Regions from separate parts of the Mus musculus genome. Here region 2 is linked to region 1. The links are chromatin loops, found by intact Hi-C in ENCODE. Cell type or tissue: gastrocnemius. All regions are shown on one strand. Region 1 overlaps Runx1 (runt related transcription factor 1). Region 2 overlaps Runx1 (runt related transcription factor 1).

Evidence for each region. A loop is a pair of places that touch in the nucleus more often than their neighbours do. Peaks named below come from ENCODE experiments on the same cell type or tissue, not always from the same donor. Only the 100,000 strongest peaks of a DNase experiment are listed, where the experiment ranks them.
Region 2: a loop joins it to region 1, with 2.5 times the contacts of the local background. A loop is called at or near these places in 1 of 42 quality-filtered maps.

What each region holds. Positions count from the first base shown.
Region 1 is chr16:92,697,206-92,701,205 of GRCm38, forward strand. The region is part of intron 2 of Runx1 (runt related transcription factor 1); the gene reads right to left. Among named protein-coding and RNA genes, the nearest start is that of Gm30281, 63 kb to the right of the region's middle. In gastrocnemius, a CTCF peak has its summit at 1,609 (motif pointing right); DNase peaks (open chromatin) are centred at 254, 1,262 and 1,618; H3K4me3 peaks cover 1,717 bases; H3K27ac peaks cover 1,616 bases.
Region 2 is chr16:92,604,156-92,608,155 of GRCm38, forward strand. It overlaps Runx1 (runt related transcription factor 1), which reads right to left. Exons shown (of 8, transcript NM_001111021.2): 8 at 1-1,969. The coding sequence ends at 1,500. Among named protein-coding and RNA genes, the nearest start is that of Gm30224, 10 kb to the left of the region's middle. In gastrocnemius, no CTCF peak of the experiment used is centred here; a DNase peak (open chromatin) is centred at 1,708; H3K4me3 peaks cover 434 bases; H3K27ac peaks cover 78 bases.

The DNA.
Region 1 (4,000 bases):
TTTCTTGCGTCTCGGGGAGCTCAGGATGGAAGTGCCAGCCGCGGGGCCGGGCAGCGTGGTGCCCTGGCTGGGTCCGGCCGCGGGGCGCCCGTCCTGCCCGCGCCCGCTGGCTCTATGAATGAGAGTGCCTGGAAATGAACGTGCTTTTACTGTAAGCCCGACCCGAGGAATTCCATTCCCTCAGCTCGTTTGCATAGAGGAGACCGACGGCCAATCACAGGCCTTTCCGGTATCAGCCTGGGCGCGGCCGGCTGCCGCGCTCCTGGAATTGGCCCGCGCGCCCCCGCGCGCTACTGTACGCTGCCCGGCCCGGGACTCGGTGGCAGCCCCTACCGTCCCCAGCTCCCGCACCCACGCCGACCCCGCACCCACAGGCACACGCTGCCATGTTTGCCCGAAGCCAGGCCCAGGTTCAGATCCCACGCCAGGCAGCCACGCGCGGTGCTGCACTCGCCCTGGGTGGGTTTGCCGGGCGCAGCGGCGCCACTGGTGGCCTCGGTCCTGGAGACCCCGAAACAGGAATCGAGAGACCGGTCGGGCTTGGGGACCGAGGGCTGCGTCCGGAGAAGCCCTGGGCCTGGAGATCAGCGGGAGGGAGACGCCCTGTGCTCCCTGGACACAAAGCTGCCACCGCGAGGCTTCAGGGACCTGGGCTGGCATCCGGGAATGGTCCCTAGGCAGCCTTGCACTGCAGTCCATGAGCCAAGGCTTGGGGTCCTGGGAGGACAGGGTGGGATTCGGCCGCAAGAGGGTTGGAGGGCTGATGGCCGAGTGGGGGAAGCTCTGAGCGCCTCCCTGGGCCAGACTAGCAGCTGAGGAGAAGTGGCACCGAGTCATTTAAACAAGGCCAGCCACTGCTCCACCGCAGAAGTTTTGGGTTTTAAGCATCCTCTCCTTCGCAGAGTTGCTTTATTTAGTGTCTTTTCTCTGCGGCTGGGCTGCGGCTTGATTACGCAGCGCGCCGCGTTCTGAGTGTGCGCAGCGGCTGGAGAGGAGATAGTTTTCTAACCAAGGCCTCAAAGAACTCTAGACTACAAAAAAAGTTGAAAGCATGGGGGACTCAGGCCACCCCGAACTCATGAGCTCGAATCCACCCTCCAGCTCCGGCGGGAGTCCGGAGCTCTCCTTCAGGCAACGAACCCACTCCGCTTAAGCAATGTAGGGGCACCTCCCCCACCTTGTTCGTCCCCGCGGCGCCGAGGGCATTTTCGCCGAAGAGCTTTAAGGGTCTCCTTCCTGCTTGGCTCGCTGCCGGCTACTGTCCCCAGCCGGAGCAGCTGGCCTGTGCTCCGGGGTCCCTTACTTCTCTTGGGCCTTGCTTCCTCCGGAACTTCTTACTACCCACTCCATGGAGCCCGCTACTGTCCACATATTGACCGAACCCCTCCACTTTCATCTGTGCTCGGGTCCCTGGCTGGTCCCCGCGTGTGTCTTCCTTCCACACGCATCTGCGCAGCCTGGGTTCCGTGGAAGAGGAAGAAGCTGTGGAGGTCCCGGCACGGAGGCCTTGTCTGAAGTTTGGGGTGGCTTCTCTTGCCCCAGGCGGGTAGGAGCTGGCGGCATGGAGGATCAGGCAGGCCTTTCACGGTCATGTCGGGGCTCAGACCGGACGCCAGGGGGCAGCAGCGGCCCTCGTTAGGCGTCCTGGGAAGCGGAGCAGGGCACTGGGCACGCCCCGACGGCGCGAGGATCAGTCTCACCTGGAGGTCCTTAGGGTCGATCTTGTGAGTTTGGGGACAGACATTAGGAAGTGGCCACCAGAACCCACCTGAGCGCCCCCGTCTCTCAGACCGGTGGTAGCCGGTCCAGCTTGCATGGGAATCCCCCGGCTGGTGGGTCTCTACTGTCGTGATCCACCCAAATTAGGGTCTCATCTCTTCTCAAAGCCTCTTTGCCTGGGCTCCGCCTTATGCTAGTTCAGGACCATGAGTTCCTCAGGTGTCCAGCGATTGTCAGCGAAGGCTCAACTTCTCCAGCCTTCTGTATTTTCCCGAGTGGGCCCGACTTTCCTCCTTCAGCACAAAGATCGTGACAGCAGGGCAAAGCTCAGTGCTCCCCTGGCGTTTGGGGGGATCCGGAGCTTTGGGAAGACATTTTTTCCTCCTTGCTTTTCTTTTAAAACGAATCTTAAAGAAGTCCCAATTCAGGGGTCGAATCCCGCTGCCTGCGCTCCCCTGCCAGGGCCACAGCTTCCAAGTGCAGCCAGGTTCTGGTGTGCCGTATTTACTGGAGAGTTCATGGCCAGTGGAAGCGAGACTCCCTCAAATAGCTAGCTAGACTCCCCTCAAATGCATTTTTTGAGCAGCCGACTTCAGATCTAGTGCTCCTGGAGCCACAGCCAAGCACATCCACACAGACCAACCGAGACAGGGCATCATCAGAACAGTGTGGCAGAGACAACGCTCGACCTTGACTCCAGGGGAAAGGGTGTCTCTCCGGCCCTTCAAAAGATTAAAGGAATCGCGTTGGGGTCAAACCTCAAACTGCGCATGGAGTTTAGGGTTGTCTGTCTGGCAGAAGCCTAGGAAAGACAGTTACATGAACACAGGCACCAAGTTTGGCTTTCAAGGTTCGCACCTTGAGCGCTGCTCAGCTGAGTTACTGCTAGTAACTCAGTTAGTTCGAAGCTCGATCAGGATAAAGCAACGAAAAACTGCAAAAATCCGGCCTCGGGCATCCCTGGACCTGTGTGGGTTGTCACTGAGCCACTTGACACGCACTTGAAAAACACAGACAAACAAAATCATCGCCCCGTCTTTGCTGCAAAATAGCAATCAGCAAGCGCGCAGCTGGGACTCTACCGAGGGGCACCATGAACGCGCAGTCCTTGCGGCTTTGGACAGAGTTCATGCAAGTCCTGCAGCGGGAGAGGGAAATGAGGAATTCCTTCCCACCCAGAGTGCGCATTTCACTGTCAATGCACACTTTCTCTCGCTTGCCTCACCAAGAGCTAAAGGAAAGGTTTACAACTTTCACTTCCAGGCTTCCCCCAGAGTGACACTAAAATTTACATGATTAAAAAAAAAAAAGGAAAAAAACTGCGAGGGAAAGATTTGTTTAAGCTGCTACTGTGTGACAGTCTGACAAATTTGTTGCTGGGGAAGTTTAAAAGTGAGCACAACAGGATTTGGACTTTCTACCATGAATTTTAAAAGTAGTGTTTGGTTCAGTGAGAGGCAGGCAACCATTTCAATGGAGGGCGGAGCGGTTTTATTGACTTATTCTTCTACATCCTTACGTGACTGGCTAACTGTAAGTGGTCTCAGAAAACTGAAAGTTTTGTGTGCTTATTCTATGAAATCATCTCCAAAATATATAATAGTTCTCTTAAATCAAAATTACCCTTCCAATATAATACTCTATCTAAATCAGATTCTAAGCATGTAATAGTTTTAAAGTTATTTCCTCCTCCTCCTTCTCCTCCCCCTCCTCCTCCCCCTCCCCCTCCTCCTCTGAGTGTACTGTAGTTTTAGACCAACTCCTTGCAGTTGGTCCTTTCACAGGCACTGAGCTATCCCAGTGAGCAGTAACCACTACATAAGCGAGCAGCTGTCCACGCTGTCTGGCTCTCGACATTGGAACTTACATTTTTCTCTCAGGTGAAGAACCTGCACGATTATGTCACTTTTCACATTTGTTTACTATTGTTTAGGACCAAACTCCTCAATTCTTGCACCGTATCCTTCCTCTCTGAATATTTCTATGCTGTGCTGGGGGGACACTCAATTCTAGCTTCATACCTTTCCCCCCCAACCCCTGTATAACTTACAAGGAGCAAATTGAAAATATTTCTCCCTTTCCCACAAAATTCGTGGTGCTTAGTAAACATTTTGTCCTCATAAAATTTTGCGTCACCGTTGCTCTGACAAGTGTAATAAACTCTGTCATAGTTGACGGAAGCCAAGCCACATTTTTTTCAGAGAGTCACACAGTCATTTAATAACAGCAGAATGTGTGAATGGTGAACGCCATAGAGCTGAAGGTATCATTTAAGATTTCA
Region 2 (4,000 bases), 93 kb before region 1:
GAACAACTGGATTTTGACCAAGTCCTCCACTGTAACAACAGTACCATTACATTTACAGTGACACGATGCACATCTGAACCGTAGCCATGGCGGACTGCAGAGACCAGGATCTATCACACTGATGCACCCCAAAGGTCAGGGGCTCGGCCTGGTGGGAGAAGATGCTGGTGAAGGGGCAGCTTCTGAGGAGCATCCTGCACAGGTGGGCGTGGCATCTGCCTCCCATGACTGATTCCACTAAGACTGGGAGAAGGAAACCGGCTCCTTCAGACTTTTGGGGTACACTCTCTTAAAACTCAGCCTTTAGGCCTCAAAGACACCTGGTCTTAACTCTTCTATTTGGATCTTTGGGGTACAGCCTCAAGTTTTGGTTTTCATCAATGAACGGGTACTATTAATGGAAGGCAATTTAAAAATCACATTCAGTGGTTTGGGTCTATGTAAATACTATGTAAGTAAACCCCTGACCAACAGCTTACTTGGTTGAGCTCTGTGATAAAGCATGCCAGAATGAGGAGGCCTTGGGGCAAGTATATCTCCAGGCCAAAATGAAATCCTCTTCAGAGCAAATCCTTGGCACCTCTCTGAACCCTTTCAGGACAGAGTTTGCCTCTCTTTTTGAAGGGAAGGAGCCAGGTATGAGACTATTTGTTGAGCCTAGCAGAAAATTTTGTACTTCTGACCTTGGAGTGACCCTCAGTGTCTACAATCCAATTAAAAACATTGCTGCGTTACCTACCAACTTGTTTGAATAACATAAAGGGAGTTTAATGTAAACAATATTTCTAGTTAACCAAGCGATCTCTTTTTTTTCCAGACATCTTCAACGCAATAATATTTAACTTTGGCTATTATAAAGAAAAATGTAGTACTTGATATCTTTCTTAATATAAGTACATTTAAATAATTAAAAAAGTATCAACACATATGTAAATGTTCAAACATCAAGATACATAAATATCTAGGGATTTCTTTGTGGAAATACAGTAGTTAAAAAATGACCCAAAGCTGTAGCTGTCTCTTTAAAAATAAAAACAAAAACCAAACACAAATAAAACCCCCAGCTACATGAAAGTCTAAAAGTTAAATAAACCTTACAGAGAAGGGAATTTTATTTCTTTGAGTTGGTCAAAGGAAGAAAAAAAAGCAAGCTCAAATCTATACACACTTAAAAATAAATGACCACCCAGATGCAAACAGGCATTTTTGCAATCGATAAGGTGCGGAAAAGAAAACTCCGAAATAAGAAATAGATGCCAAACAGGATGGGCTGCGTCTTCCCCACCCCGAACCGAAAACATTCCACACTCTTTGGAATAAACAACGTGGTTAAAAAGTGAAGTCAAGGGTATAAAATCTTTCTTTTATTCACAGCATTGCTAAATCAGAAGCATTCACAGTTTCCCTCCGGGATTCTTCCTGGTGGCCTCCAAGGGCCCTCCTGGCGGGGTCTGTGCATGGACGGCAGGCCCAGTCCCTCGATGGCGATGGCGCTCAGCTCAGTAGGGCCGCCACACGGCCTCCTCCAGGCGCGCGGGGGGCATGTTGGTGGGCGAGTTGCTATGGCTGCCCTCGGTCTCCACCACGTCGCTCTGGCTGGGGAGGCTGGGGTTGAGCAGCGCGGCGCCGGTGGATGCGTTGGTGCAGGGCGGCAGGATGCGCGGGGGCGATCTCTCTCCGCCCACCATGGAGAACTGGTAGGAACCGGCCGAGGCGCCGTAGTATAGATGGTAGGAGGGCGAGCCGGTCTGGAAGGGCCCGGCCTGCGCCTGTGATGAGCCGGGGTAGGGCGGCGGCAGGTAGGTGTGGTAGCGAGAGGCCGAGCTCATGGCTGACATGCCGATGCCGATGCCCGACGTGACGGGCGGCGAGTAGGTGAAGGCGCCTGGGTAGTGCATGCGCGGGTCGGAGATGGACGGCAGAGTAGGGAACTGGCGTGGGTCGCCGAAGGCGGTCAGGTCCGGAGCCGCTGTGGGCGGGCAGAGGAAGAGAAGGCATGAGTGTGTGGTCAGGGAGGCACAGGCTTCCTAGACTGCCAGAGTGCTGCGGCTCAGGACACACAGGATTGCCCAGGGTGCCCCTGCCCACGGTGGGTGGGTGGGTGGGGCACAGCGAGTGCTCCTGCCCACGGAGGGGGGATCACGGAGAGTGCCTCTGACACAAAGAGTGCTCCCTCTCCAACACACTGGACTTGCCCAGAGAGTGTCCCTGCCCATGGAGAGGGACCACAGAGAGTGCCCTTGCCCCGGGGGCGGGGGGGGGGGCACAGCGAGTGCTCCTGCCCTATGACAAAGGACTAATCAGAGTGCTTCTGCCCATGGAGGGAGCGACCCAGAGAGTGCTCCCACCCCAACACACTGACTGCCAAAAGTGCCCCATCCATGGAGGGGGAAACCGGAAGTGCTCCCACCTAGGACACAGGATTGCCCAGACTGGCCCTGCTCATGGGGGGGGGGGGCATAGAGAATACCCCTGCCCCAAATACTGGACTACCCAGAGTACCCCTGCCCATGGAGGGGGGGGCCACAGAGAGTGACCCTGCCCACGGGGAGGGGAGCACGGCAAGTGCACCTGCCCTAAGACACAGGACTACCCAGAGTGCTCCTGCCCACGGAGTGGGGGCACAGCATGTGATCCTGCCCTAACACACAGGACTACCCAGAGTGCTTCTGCCCGGGGGGGGGGGACCACGGAGAGTGCCTCTGCCCATGTAGGGGGCTACACAGAGAGTGCTCCCCCCACAACACACTGCCCCTGCCTGTGGAAGGGGGGACCGCAAAATTGCTCCCACCCAGGACACAGGACTGCTCAGAGTGTCCCAGACCACCAAGACTGTTTCCAACCAGGTCACACAAGATTGCACAGAATGACTATGGGTGGGGGATGGGGGTGGCACAGGGAGTGCTCCTACTCAGGACACAGAAGAGTGCCCAGACTGGCCCTGACCATGGAGGAGGGAGCACGGAGAGTGCACCCACCCAACAGACTGGACTGCCCACAGCTCCCTGCCCAGGGAGGAGGGAACCACTGAGAATATTCCTGCCTGAGATGTACACTTACCTAGAAGTCAACAGGACAGATAACTACCCAAGATACTGTCACTTAAGAAGATGAGATTCTATGCAGAGGGCTGCTGCCAGGGAATGGTGGGTGGCGGGGACTATCTAGCAAGAAGTGGGCTTCCCCCAGCATGTTTGACATGACAGATGTCAAACAGTGTGACACAGAGCAATGGCAGATGCATTGCAGGGAGTGGTGGGCGGCATATGGTATGTATCCTGACACGCCGTAGCATATGTACCATATAGGTACCTGTCACACACACTGTAGTGTAAAGTTTCCAATACACATAAATGTTAGATCCCAGGTTGGCAAACTGTAGCTCATTGGCTAAGTCTGGCTGGGGAGAAGTTTTATGTGTTCTAGGAATTAAGAATGAATTTTACCTTTTCAAATGGTTGTAAGACTAAAAATAAAAACACACAAAAATTGTATTTCTACTCTGTTGCGACATAGCTTCAACCTATAGCACAAGTTGGCACCTGTGTGCACTTTCATGGGCGCTAAGTAGCTCCTATTGCTGTTGAGTGACCAGGACAACAGAGTGTCCAAAGCTTAACAACTTCTCTTTGGTCCTTTACTGGGGGAGAAAAAAAAGCCTATCCTCTAATGAAAGCATCAATACTGACTGGTATATTGCTAATATAATCAGTACATTGGCATAACAATATTAATATAACAATATACAATGGCATAACATTAAAATAACTGAGGTCATGCATCCACTGATATGTTGATAGTAGAATATTATATGTTAAGTATGTTATAATAACAATATTATGTCATTGCACTTAGTAGTCAGGTTGGATAATAGAAAACTGTCATTTTTGTAGACTCTGATCCCTTGAAAGTTGGCTAATTTCCTATTATTAGGTGCAGTGCGTGTTGTGGTAGGGACGACGTGAATGTCGGTGATTGACACATCACTTGCCTCTGTCTC